Regions from separate parts of the Homo sapiens genome. Here region 2 is linked to region 1. The links are chromatin loops, found by intact Hi-C in ENCODE. Cell type or tissue: uterus. All regions are shown on one strand. Each heading gives the region's core, and the rest is flanking DNA. Links, peaks and the distances in the headings are about the cores only. Region 1 has its middle 4.3 kb from the start of DCN. Region 2 has its middle 6.0 kb from the start of LUM.

The links. A loop is a pair of places that touch in the nucleus more often than their neighbours do. Peaks named below come from ENCODE experiments on the same cell type or tissue, not always from the same donor. Only the 100,000 strongest peaks of a DNase experiment are listed, where the experiment ranks them.
Region 2: it touches region 1 in a loop (7-fold over the local background); 5 of 110 quality-filtered maps call a loop at or near these places.

Annotation. Positions count from the first base shown.
Region 1 is chr12:91,184,423-91,189,820 of GRCh38, reverse strand. No RefSeq gene overlaps it. Among named protein-coding and RNA genes, the nearest start is that of DCN, 4.3 kb to the right of the region's middle. In uterus, for the core only: no CTCF peak of the experiment used is centred there; no DNase peak of the experiment used is centred there; H3K27ac peaks cover 5,000 bases.
Region 2 is chr12:91,114,809-91,120,206 of GRCh38, reverse strand. No RefSeq gene overlaps it. Among named protein-coding and RNA genes, the nearest start is that of LUM, 6.0 kb to the right of the region's middle. In uterus, for the core only: no CTCF peak of the experiment used is centred there; no DNase peak of the experiment used is centred there; H3K27ac peaks cover 4,724 bases.

The DNA.
Region 1 (5,398 bases), core at 108-5,107:
CAGCAGCTTTCCCTATGTGGTTTTACTTTCCAGTGACAGGCACATAATGTTCTTATCATTCAGAGGGTTAACAAATCACCTATTTGGAGAGTGTTTTGATAGCACAAACTTCTATGGTTCTTGGCCCATGGAAAGAATTAAATACTCTGTTTCTAGTTGGATTTGAATTGTCGTAGACGATGAGTAATGCTAGAAAAGTTATTGAAAATCGCCTCCAGGAATGAAGATGTTTCATAAGAAGCCAATCTTTTGATGAAGAAAGCTCCAAAGAGATTTAAACCTGAAACACCAAATGTGATCATGCCCCAGTTTTCTCTTCTTGCCCCCATAGGCTCATAATTATAAAGGAAGCTTGCATATTGGTGATTTAATGCTTTTATAAATGATAAGCTCAGACATTATTCTATAAAGAATGGGCACATAAATTATTTTCAAGCAGCCTATTTTCTCAGGTAGTAGAAAAGGATCTATACAAGATACAGGATTATTTCCAAAAATAAAAACACTCATGATTCAAATAGCATGTTTTACTTTGTTGTCAAGTTAATATATATCTGCATCAAAAAATCATGTCATGAATTATTAGAGAAATAATCTCAAAAAGGCAAATTGCAAGGGATGAATTATTGCCTTTGAAGGAGCAACTTGAATCAAATCAAATAGTTCTCAAGGGGCTGAAACTATCTCAGAAAAAGTTCCTAAACTAAGTCATTATTTTATACTACCAACATTAGAATAAAACTTTTCATTCATTTGCCTACTTAAATTCTGCAAGGCTGTACCCTGTGGTGGAGCATTTACTTTTCCTAAGATACTGGGTAAATTGAAAGGAGAATATTTACACACCAAATAGGGGCTCTACAGTAAATACATGCTGCACAGACATGACCTGCATTTGAATGCTCCAAACTAAACAGGACATAACTTTCAGGTTAGAGTGTGAATAAAAGGCAAGTAGAAAAAGAAAACAATCTCTTAAAATCTTCAATCCATCCTGAAATTTTATTTATGTGTCATTAACTTAACAGAGTTTGTCTTATATGACAGTTCTGTTCTAAACCTTTACATATACTGACTCATCTTATTCTCATCTGAAGCAGGTACTATCCATGGAGAAGGTCCCTAAGGTCACACAGATAGCCAGTGGCAGAGATGAGAATCAAGCATAAGCAATCTGGCCCCTGGTCTGCATGCTGAACTGCTGCATTATGCTACCTTCCTGAAAAGCTAGTGAAGAGAAGAGATCTTTGTTGAAGGAAATCACAAATACAGGGTCTTTTTTGTTTTCCATATGTCAGGCATTCCACACTATTCTATTATATCGTATCTTGTGCTTGGCCTCAACTTCCGACTTCACACAGGGCATTTTTCTTTGTTGGAAAAGGAGGTAAGGCATTGTTAAAGGGTCTATTTTGGCAGGTATATGGTGGCAGGCCTGGTTTCAGCAGCATATTCAACTAACACGCAAAAAGGCAGGAGCAGGACCCAGGAAGGAGTCTTCCAGGTAATGTCTGGCTTTTATCATTCTCTTTTGTAGTTTTCCCTCACTCCCAGTATACGCAGTTCCAAAGATCACCTCATCTGTAAAATGTCAAAATTTTTGCCATCACTCAGTGCAAGAAGCTTTCATTCAACACAAGGTCCTTTCCCATGTGAAAAACCAGCCAATCGGGAAAATTCCATATGAACCTTTCCTTCTTTCTGTCATTCTATAATTCAGATTGTGTGATTCTCCAGCATTGCTCAGACCAGAGTCCCTTTCAAGACGATACATTATTTTAGTACCCTAAAAGTAAAGTTGAACTCACATAGAATGAGTAATTTCTTATAATTTTCACATACATCAAGAAGTTTAGTTAACGTAATCATTTTTGTTTGTTCTTCCTTTCCATTGGAAGCATCCTTGGAGATGAAAATGCAAACAAAGAAGTCAACTTTTCCTGCTATCACTTACAATGGCAGAAGTGTTGGTTAGAGTGGTGCAGAGGGCAGTGTTCAGAGTACGCTGCCTCATCACACATTATTTGTGCTTTTAAAATTGACTATGTACCATGGTGCCTGGTGCAGAATGAGTACTCCAAACTTTTCTTTTTAATGTATTACATCATCTTCCTGAGAAGTAGCTCTATTTTCGCCATGCTCATCTATCTTCCTTCCCCTTACTAAGATATTAATATACTGAGATTAAAACTACAACCTTCTAACTAGTTTCCTTGACTCTAGTTTCACCACTCTACATGTGCTTGCTAGATTTGATTTTCTAAAATAATAATTGGATCATGTTATTACCTCATTCAATTACCTTTGATAACATCTAGATTCAAGCATAATAATTGGCACATATTCATCAACAAATTAATATTTGATGAACAAATGAATGAATAAATGTATAAGTGCTCCATGGGAGAATTTCAAGTCCTTCCACAGTTAGACCTTACCCTCATTTATTTCATTATCTCCTTTTAGTTATTTCCATAAACATGGGACATTAATTTATTGTGTGACTTTGACATGTCAGATACCATGAGAGTTACTGAATGTTCAAAGAAATAAAGGAACTCAAGGCTTCTTTGAAAGAAAGTATCTGCTTAAGCCACATTGATTTATTTATTGTCTTCTGCTTTCCCATTGCCAAGGTTTGTTAGTGTCATTTTGCCAACATAAAAAGCCATTTCTTTCTTTTCTCTCCATGCATATTCTTTTCATCCCTCAGGATTTAGCTCAAATTGTACCTTGTTCATTATAAACACTTACCTAACCACTCAAATGTAAAGTGATCCATCCCTCAATCCCTTCTCTGACTTTCTAAGACAATTATTTTAATTACATCATACTTTACTTTGGCCGGGAATTATACATTATAAGTTTTCTGGTATGCTAAAGCTAAAATATTATTATACAAATCTATAGTTTATGCCATATCTCCTTATGCAACATATTTCCCTTGAGGCTATGCCCTTCACATCGTACTTTGTATTTCTTGGTATCTTCCATGGGGCCTGGTATAACACTTCCTCCCACAGTGGTTCCTCAGTCTATATTTTTTGATTAATTGATTGATGAGTTATTGTAAATTTCCTTGTATTTAACAGAGAGGTATGTACCTTGTGCAGACTAATGGATATTCAATAAGTGTTGATTTACTGTCCAAGTACAAACTAATCAATATTATGGAAATAATAATTAATCTTTTAATTAATTACAACTGACAAAAGAGATGCCCCAGAGCATTCAAGAAAAGTCAGGAAATTAAGGAACTGAATATCTCCTTGATACTTTTTAATCTATTTTAATTCATTACTTATCCTTTCCCTGTCTCTATTCCCATTTCTACTTTACTGCTCAGAGTAGAAATTCTTAACCTGGAGTCTCTGTTTCCTTATAAAGTCCATGAATGGATTTCAGCTGGACTTGGAGCCCAATAAAATGTTATGCATAAAGAAAGCCAGGCTGTTATGTAACAACACAAAGTCAAGGCTTAAACGAAAGCTTATCTAGCTCCAAACTATATCATAGCTTAGCTGATTTCTTCTGTTGTTAGGCAGAAAATCCACTGGACTATAAAAGATGTGCAGTCTGGTTATTGTACTGGAGTGTCCAAGGTAAAGTTTGTAATAACAAAAAACACAAGAGAAGCAGCAGCGGAAGCAACAAGTGTTGCTTGAGATGTGTCAGGCACAGTTCTAAATGTTTTATGTATTAAACTTCTTTGAACCTCACTATAAACTCATGAAGGGGATACCACTGTGGCTACTCACATTGTATAGGTTAAAAACCTGGAGAACAAAGAGGTTAAGTTACTTGTACAAGGTACCAGGACACCAAACACAATGGTAAGGGATGGAGGAATAGAGGCATGGGAAGATAGCCAAGGTAAAAGTTGTCTACACCAAATTTTCTTTCAAGCTATTCTGTATTCAAAGTGCCCTCAGTTCCACGCTAGTCATCTTTCTTGGCTAGGGAAGAACTCTGTCTACAGTGGCAACTACAGAGCCAGACAATTCACACCAGACCCAGATCTGACTTTGCAGAGTCAGTCTACAGACAAACCAGTCACATCAGGATTGTGAAGATAATCACTTGCCTCTAGACCTCTTAGAAAGTAAAGGGGTGTCAGAAGGAGACCTTTCTAAGCTCTGGCATTCTTCATATCCTTAATGGGCAGGTACAATTAAATACTTTGTATGTGATGTCAATGAGAGAGAATGGCCCTGAAATGAACTTCGACAATGTGCAGAATACAGTTAACCCTGTTAGCTAGTGGGTTGTCAGTAGAAATCAAAGTTTAAGTAGTTTAACAGTAGATGTGGGATGTGCTCTGAATTGGAATATTTCACATATCTATATGTCAGCCAGGGATTCAGGGAATCCTACCCCAAACATTCCAAGCCAGAATGACTTTAAGCAATCTGTGCACAGTGCTGTTTCTAGTCTTAAAATGGTTCCATTTCATGTTGGATTGCAAGAGACCTGGTTTCTGGTCATAGTGTCATGACCTCTTGGTGACTTAACTGCGTATGACTTTGTTGGGACATAGTTTCTTCTACTGAAAAATGAGTATGACGATAGATGTAACTTGTGATTAAAGATGCAGCTTTTAAATATGATGATGTTTGGTAAAATGCTTGAGATTTTGGAGGTGAGTTTCTTTCCAAACAACAACAACAAAAAGAAAATTTTTATTTGTTCCTGAACAAATTAAATAAAGTTTTAAAAGCATTGCAACTTGGTCATGGTTTGTAAAATAGTCTGAAAAGATGTTATCTCAAAACTTTGATAATTACTTTTCTATATGTAAGAATTTGCTTCCTCTTTCTTAAGATACATTATAGTTTAGTATAGTTTAGTAATGAAAAGTGGATTAGGCATGAGAAGACCTGGATATTAGTTTCTGCTTTGTTTCTTGCCAGCTCTGTGAACTTGGGCAAGTCACTGGGCTTCAATTTTCTCATTTGTAAAACAGAAATAGTAAATATGACTTATCTTGTCTAACTCAAAGGATTGTTTTGAAATATGTCAAGACATAATAAAAGCTTGCATTTACAGAGATTTTCACTTATAAGGATTAAGTTCTGAGTTAAGTGTTTTATATATATTGCCTTATTTAATCTCCACTCCAACACTATGAGTTAGGTAAGAATTTGTATCCATTTTTCAGATATGGAAACTGAAATTCAGAGAGGTTAAGCAAGTTGCCTGAGTTCATATAGCTTACTATCGGGGGGAAGGAACAAGATCTAAATCTTAACCATAATGGTTCTGCTTTTATAAAAGTAAAATTATCTACATAAAAAGGCATTATGTCTTTTTTTCTCCTCCTCCTCATTTTTCTTCTTCTACTTTTTCTTTAATACTTCCTTTTCTCTCTCTCTGTCTTGTAATGATGGCCATAATTTGT
Region 2 (5,398 bases), core at 147-5,146, 70 kb after region 1:
ATAGCTATAGTATGCCCTGAATGACTTCCATGAACCCATTATCATTACATGTCTAATAACAATTTTCATGCCGTTCAACCACCAAGCTTTTACCATCTGGCCCCCATTCAAAATCCTGAAACCTCTACATTGAACATCTTTTCTTCTACTTTCTCACCTTTCCCTATCCAGTTTAAATATTGGTTTATCCTAGCGGGAGGCCTTCTCTGCTTTCTCAACCTTTTATTCTCCCTCACTGCCTGCTCATTACTTTATTTATAACATTTATGATAAGTTGTTATTTTTATTTGGTTTTATAACTTTTTAAGTGTAAATATTAGTATATCAAGCATAATATTTATAATTATTATAAATATTTATCAACAATTTATTAATAATATTTATGAATATTAGTATGTTATTAAATGTAATTTATGTAAACATAATTTGTATGTTTCAGCTTACATAAAATAAATCACTATATGCTTACAATGCTTTAAGTGCTTAATGTATCAACTCACTTAATACTCAACACCCACATGATAAAGGTAATTAATTCTATTTTATGAAAGTGGAAAATGAGGTTTAAAGAGTTTATGTACGTGGACAGTGATAGCTGCAGAGCAGACAAGGAAAGGCACAGAAGCAAAGATTCTGATCTCGGGGAATTTGTTGCTCCTATACAATGCAACACCGTCCTTGTTATTCTCTTTCATACATGCTGAAAATGATGGATTTCTATAACAGAAATAATAACTAACATTTATTGAATGCTTACCTTATGCAAAGGATTATTCAAGGATTTCACATCCAGTAACTCATTTAAACTCACAAAGAAAGCTTTATGAGGTAGGAACATGACCATTCTTGTTTCAGTGATAAACAAACTAAGGCTAAGTGGATTGCCTAAGATCACACAGTACATATGTTGTAAAGAAGTCAACTGCTAGAATGTATTCACTAATTACATATACACTTGCTGATTACTAGCGGACAGAAGAAGGCAGAATGATGTCATCACTTTTCTATTTGTAGTTGGTATAGTACAATTTGTATGTACTTTTTATTTTCATATTTGAAATAGTATATTACACATCTTCCTATTTAATTTGAATTAAATCCCAGGCTATGTGTAATTATTATGTATATGATACTCAAAACATATCACACCTTAACATCTGGCAGACATGCTTCACATACGGTGGTGTTTATCTGCTATGAGAGCTTCAAAGCACACGTCAGAGAAACACCTGGGTTTGAAGTCTGAAAGAAGACTGTAACTGTTACGGGCATATTTCTTGTGCTTTACTTGCTTTTATGTGAAATAAAGAGAAGTTTAATTTTTTCTTGCTTATCCTGTACAACAAAATTGAAACCTTTATCAGCATCAGCCATCATAGGACTATATCTTCCAGGTTTGGCTGGCTCATTGATTAAAATAAAATAATCTGAACCTGAAGAAAAGATTAAAAATATATCATTTTAAATTATTTAACACTTAAAGTGGGATCCATATTCCATTATGATTCTGGCATAGTATGGAGTTTTCAAAAGTTAATTAATTTATTATTCAGGTGCAATTAAAAGCTAGATGTTCACAAACACACAGATGAATGCAAAGACAATCTACCCTTGGATGTCAAAACACAATATAATAAAGTTGTCGACTTCTTTAAGATAACCTATAAAATCAGTGTGACTGCATTCAAATACGATTATATTGTTTTTGCTATAACAAAATTTATATGGAAATTCATCTAAAAATATAGACAAATGAAGAATCACAAGCAATATTCTGGAAAAATATTCTAGAATATTTTCCTTCAACAAATATGTGTGGAGAGCCTTCCTTGTGTCAAGCCTAAGGGACAGATCAAGTACTTATTTTCATGGAAGTGACATACTACAAGGGTCAAAGTTAAAAAATAAATGATTAATAAATATACTAAATATTAATATAATTTCCAAGAGTGACAAATGATAAGAAATTATAATATATTAAAATGGTAGAGAATAACTGAAGCAGGCTCTAAGACTACTTCAGATTTTGTGGTTCAAAAGCCTGTCTGAGGATGCAGAGACCTAAGTGAGAAGCAGTCAATGATAAAACAGTCCAGGGCAACAGCTCGCTAAGTGTGTATCATGAACCTTGGGATCCTTTCGGGAAGTCCAAAATGAAAAAAATATTTTTCTGATAATATTAAGATGTTATTTGTACTTTTCACTTTAATTATCTCAGAAGTGAACAATGGGGTTTTCCAAAAACCATGTGACATGTGATGATGTTTTTGTTCTGATGGCTGTAGAATAATTGCTTATGTATTTTTATTTTTTCTAGAATTTTCTGTAGTCATGATTTTGGAATATAAATGTGCTTTTCGTGGTTAACTCAGCTTGTTCTCAGTAACACTATGTATTCCTATTTATCTTTGTTTATCTCTGCTATTATTTGTGCAATATCTAGTTATTGTCCAATAAATCATTCTTTTGTAATCTTTGCAGGCTTGTTTTGTAATACTATTTTTATTTGTTCAAAGTTTGTTAACTCTTTAAATTTTATTTAACATATTTTTATTTTGAATTTAATGTTATATTCAATGATAAAAAATTATAATATGTTCTTCTTATATTTAAAAAATGAGGCCAGGAACAGTGGCTCATGCCTGTAATCCCAGCACTTTGGGAAGCTGAGGCAGGCGGATCACCTGAGGTCAGGAGTTCGAGACCAGCCTGGCCAACATGGCGATACCCGGTCTCTACTAAAAATACAAAAATTAGTCAGGCATGATAGCAGGCATCTGTAGTCCCAGCTACTAGGGAGGCTAAGGAGAATTGCTTGAACCCTGGAGGCTGAGGTTGCAGTGAGCAGAGATTGCATCACTGCACTCCAGCCCGGACGACAGAACAAGACTCCGTCTCAAAAAAACAAAACAAAACAAAAAACCACATTATCTTCCAAAAGGGAGATAGAAGACTTTTTTTCTTAACCCGTAGCTACACTGCACAAAATTCATATATGAAGGAGTTCTCTGAATTATGGGAAAGAGCACCCTTCTCCAAAGAAAGTAAGCGAAAATTAAAATAGGCAACAGAAATATAATGAAAACCAATAAATAATGTTAATAAATATTATTAATAAATAATGAAATAATATTTACATTTCAATTGTATATATTAATAATTTGATTTATTTTGTCTTATACAACAAAACATTTTAAATATTTTTATGGTAACAACTGAATTCTAGCAACATTTTGAGACCAATCATTCAGATTTTACAGAAAAATGAGCTAAATAGTTAATTGTAGATGTAATGGACTCTAAAAGCCAAAAATTATTTGTTATAGCTTTCAAACTGGAAATTGCAAAGCCACTGACCATTTTACTAGATAAAGCAAATTGCATGGTCTGAGAAATACGCACAAACGCTGAAGACTACAAAACCCTTGCTGAATGTCTGCTGGACAAAAAGTCAGCAAAATAAATTACAGCGAGCTACTTTCCAATGATACAGTAATTAATCAAAATAAAGATTTACTCAAGACATGAAGATTGAATTAATACTATATCTGTGGATTGTACTTTTGCCTTACAAATGGACAAATCTACAGCTGACTCTGGTTGAACTAGCCACTTTTTTTCTGGAACCCGTTTTTAATTAAAAGTGTGGTTTGTCAGATTAGAGTATTTGGTAAATACACTCTCAAAAAATAAAGTCTATTTTTCGTTTCAAGAAAAACAACTGAGAGTAGTTGGCAAAATTTAAACTTTCGAGCAAAAATTAGAATTTGGAAATAGTAGAAAACCTTCGTTGATGTAATTTTAAATACCACATTGCAACTAGCCTTTGAGAAACTACCACTTGATGAGTTCTGATTGTTCTTCAAAAAGAAGAGTAGTTGAAAAAAATAAAAATACTATTCCAAAACAAGACTACAAAGATTACAAAATAGTGGTTTATTGGACAATAACTAGATTGCAGAAATAAAAGCAGACATAAACAAAGATAAATAGGAATACAGTAGTGTTACCGAGAACAAACTGGGTCATTGAAAACACATTTGTATTTGAAAATCATGACTATGGAAAATTCTGGAAAAAGTCAGAACACACAAGCAGATCTTCTACTAGCCATCAGAACAATGTCATTGTCAGATGTCCTGTGGCTTCTGGTAAAATTCAATGCTTACTTCTGAGATAATTAAATTGAGTTGAAATTGAGTTGGAATTTAAATGGAATAAAATTGAGTTGAAATTACCTAAAAAGGCTACTAATAATGCTTGTTTTCTCAATTAAATATTTATGTAGGGTGAGTTTTTCATTATATGCATCAATCAAAGCAACATATCTTAACAGATTGAACAAGGGAACAGACATAAAAATCCAGCTAACTTCAGACACATTAAATAGGTGTGCAAATATATAAGGCAATACCATTTTTCTCATTGTTTTTTTCTGGAACATGTTAATATTTTCACAAAAATGGTATTTATATTAACATGGCATGGACTTGTTATTTTTATCATAATGAATTACTTAAATGCTTTAAAATATTTCTCAGTTTTAATTTTGAATGTGATACACACTGGTAGATGGACTCCACATACGTCTTTGGGGTCCTCAAAACGTCAACAAATTTTAAGTACATAGAGTCCTGTAGGCAAAATGTTTGAGAAACGCTAGTCTGTGGGAACAGCACTTCAGTCAAAGAGAACAGCTGGTAAAGGACCTGAAGTAGGAACAGACTTCTCATATATCAGGTCCTGGGTAAAGGTCAAAATGGCTAGAATGTAAGGCAGAAGGAGGAAAGAAAATGGCATCAGGGAGTTTAGCCATGGTCAGATGCTTTAAGGTTTGATAAGCCTACACTTAAGGAATAAAGAAGGGAGACTGGCACTACCAGATATTATTTAAGAAATAAAACTTTAACAATTAGATCATAGATATTTTAAGCTTGATCATATTCAAACTTCATGAATGACTGGTGAAAAAGTGTATTCTCATCTACCTTTGATGGGAGTGATAAGCAGAACAACATTTTGGAGGTAATTAGGTAATAATTATAAAATTTTTAAATATGTGTACAAATTTGTGTTCTCCAGAAAGCCCACTTACTTTTGGGATTTTCCTTAAGCTATCTTGCACAAAACTTCCTCAATACAGCATTGCTTATCATGAGAAAAGAGGAATTTCTCCCAAAAGCAAATTTATGACTGTGCACTTACCTAAGTGAAGAAGTTATCTGAGTTCTGAACTGTCTGAGTTATCTCATAGGCTGCCATAAAAGAGGAAAGAGAAATGAAATTCTCTTGTGTATATAAGACATGTCTGAAACATCTGAATTAATAAAGTCTAAACAACAATTACTTATAGAAAGTGCAATTGGAGAGTTAGTTAAGCCAGGGGTTATTTAATGTT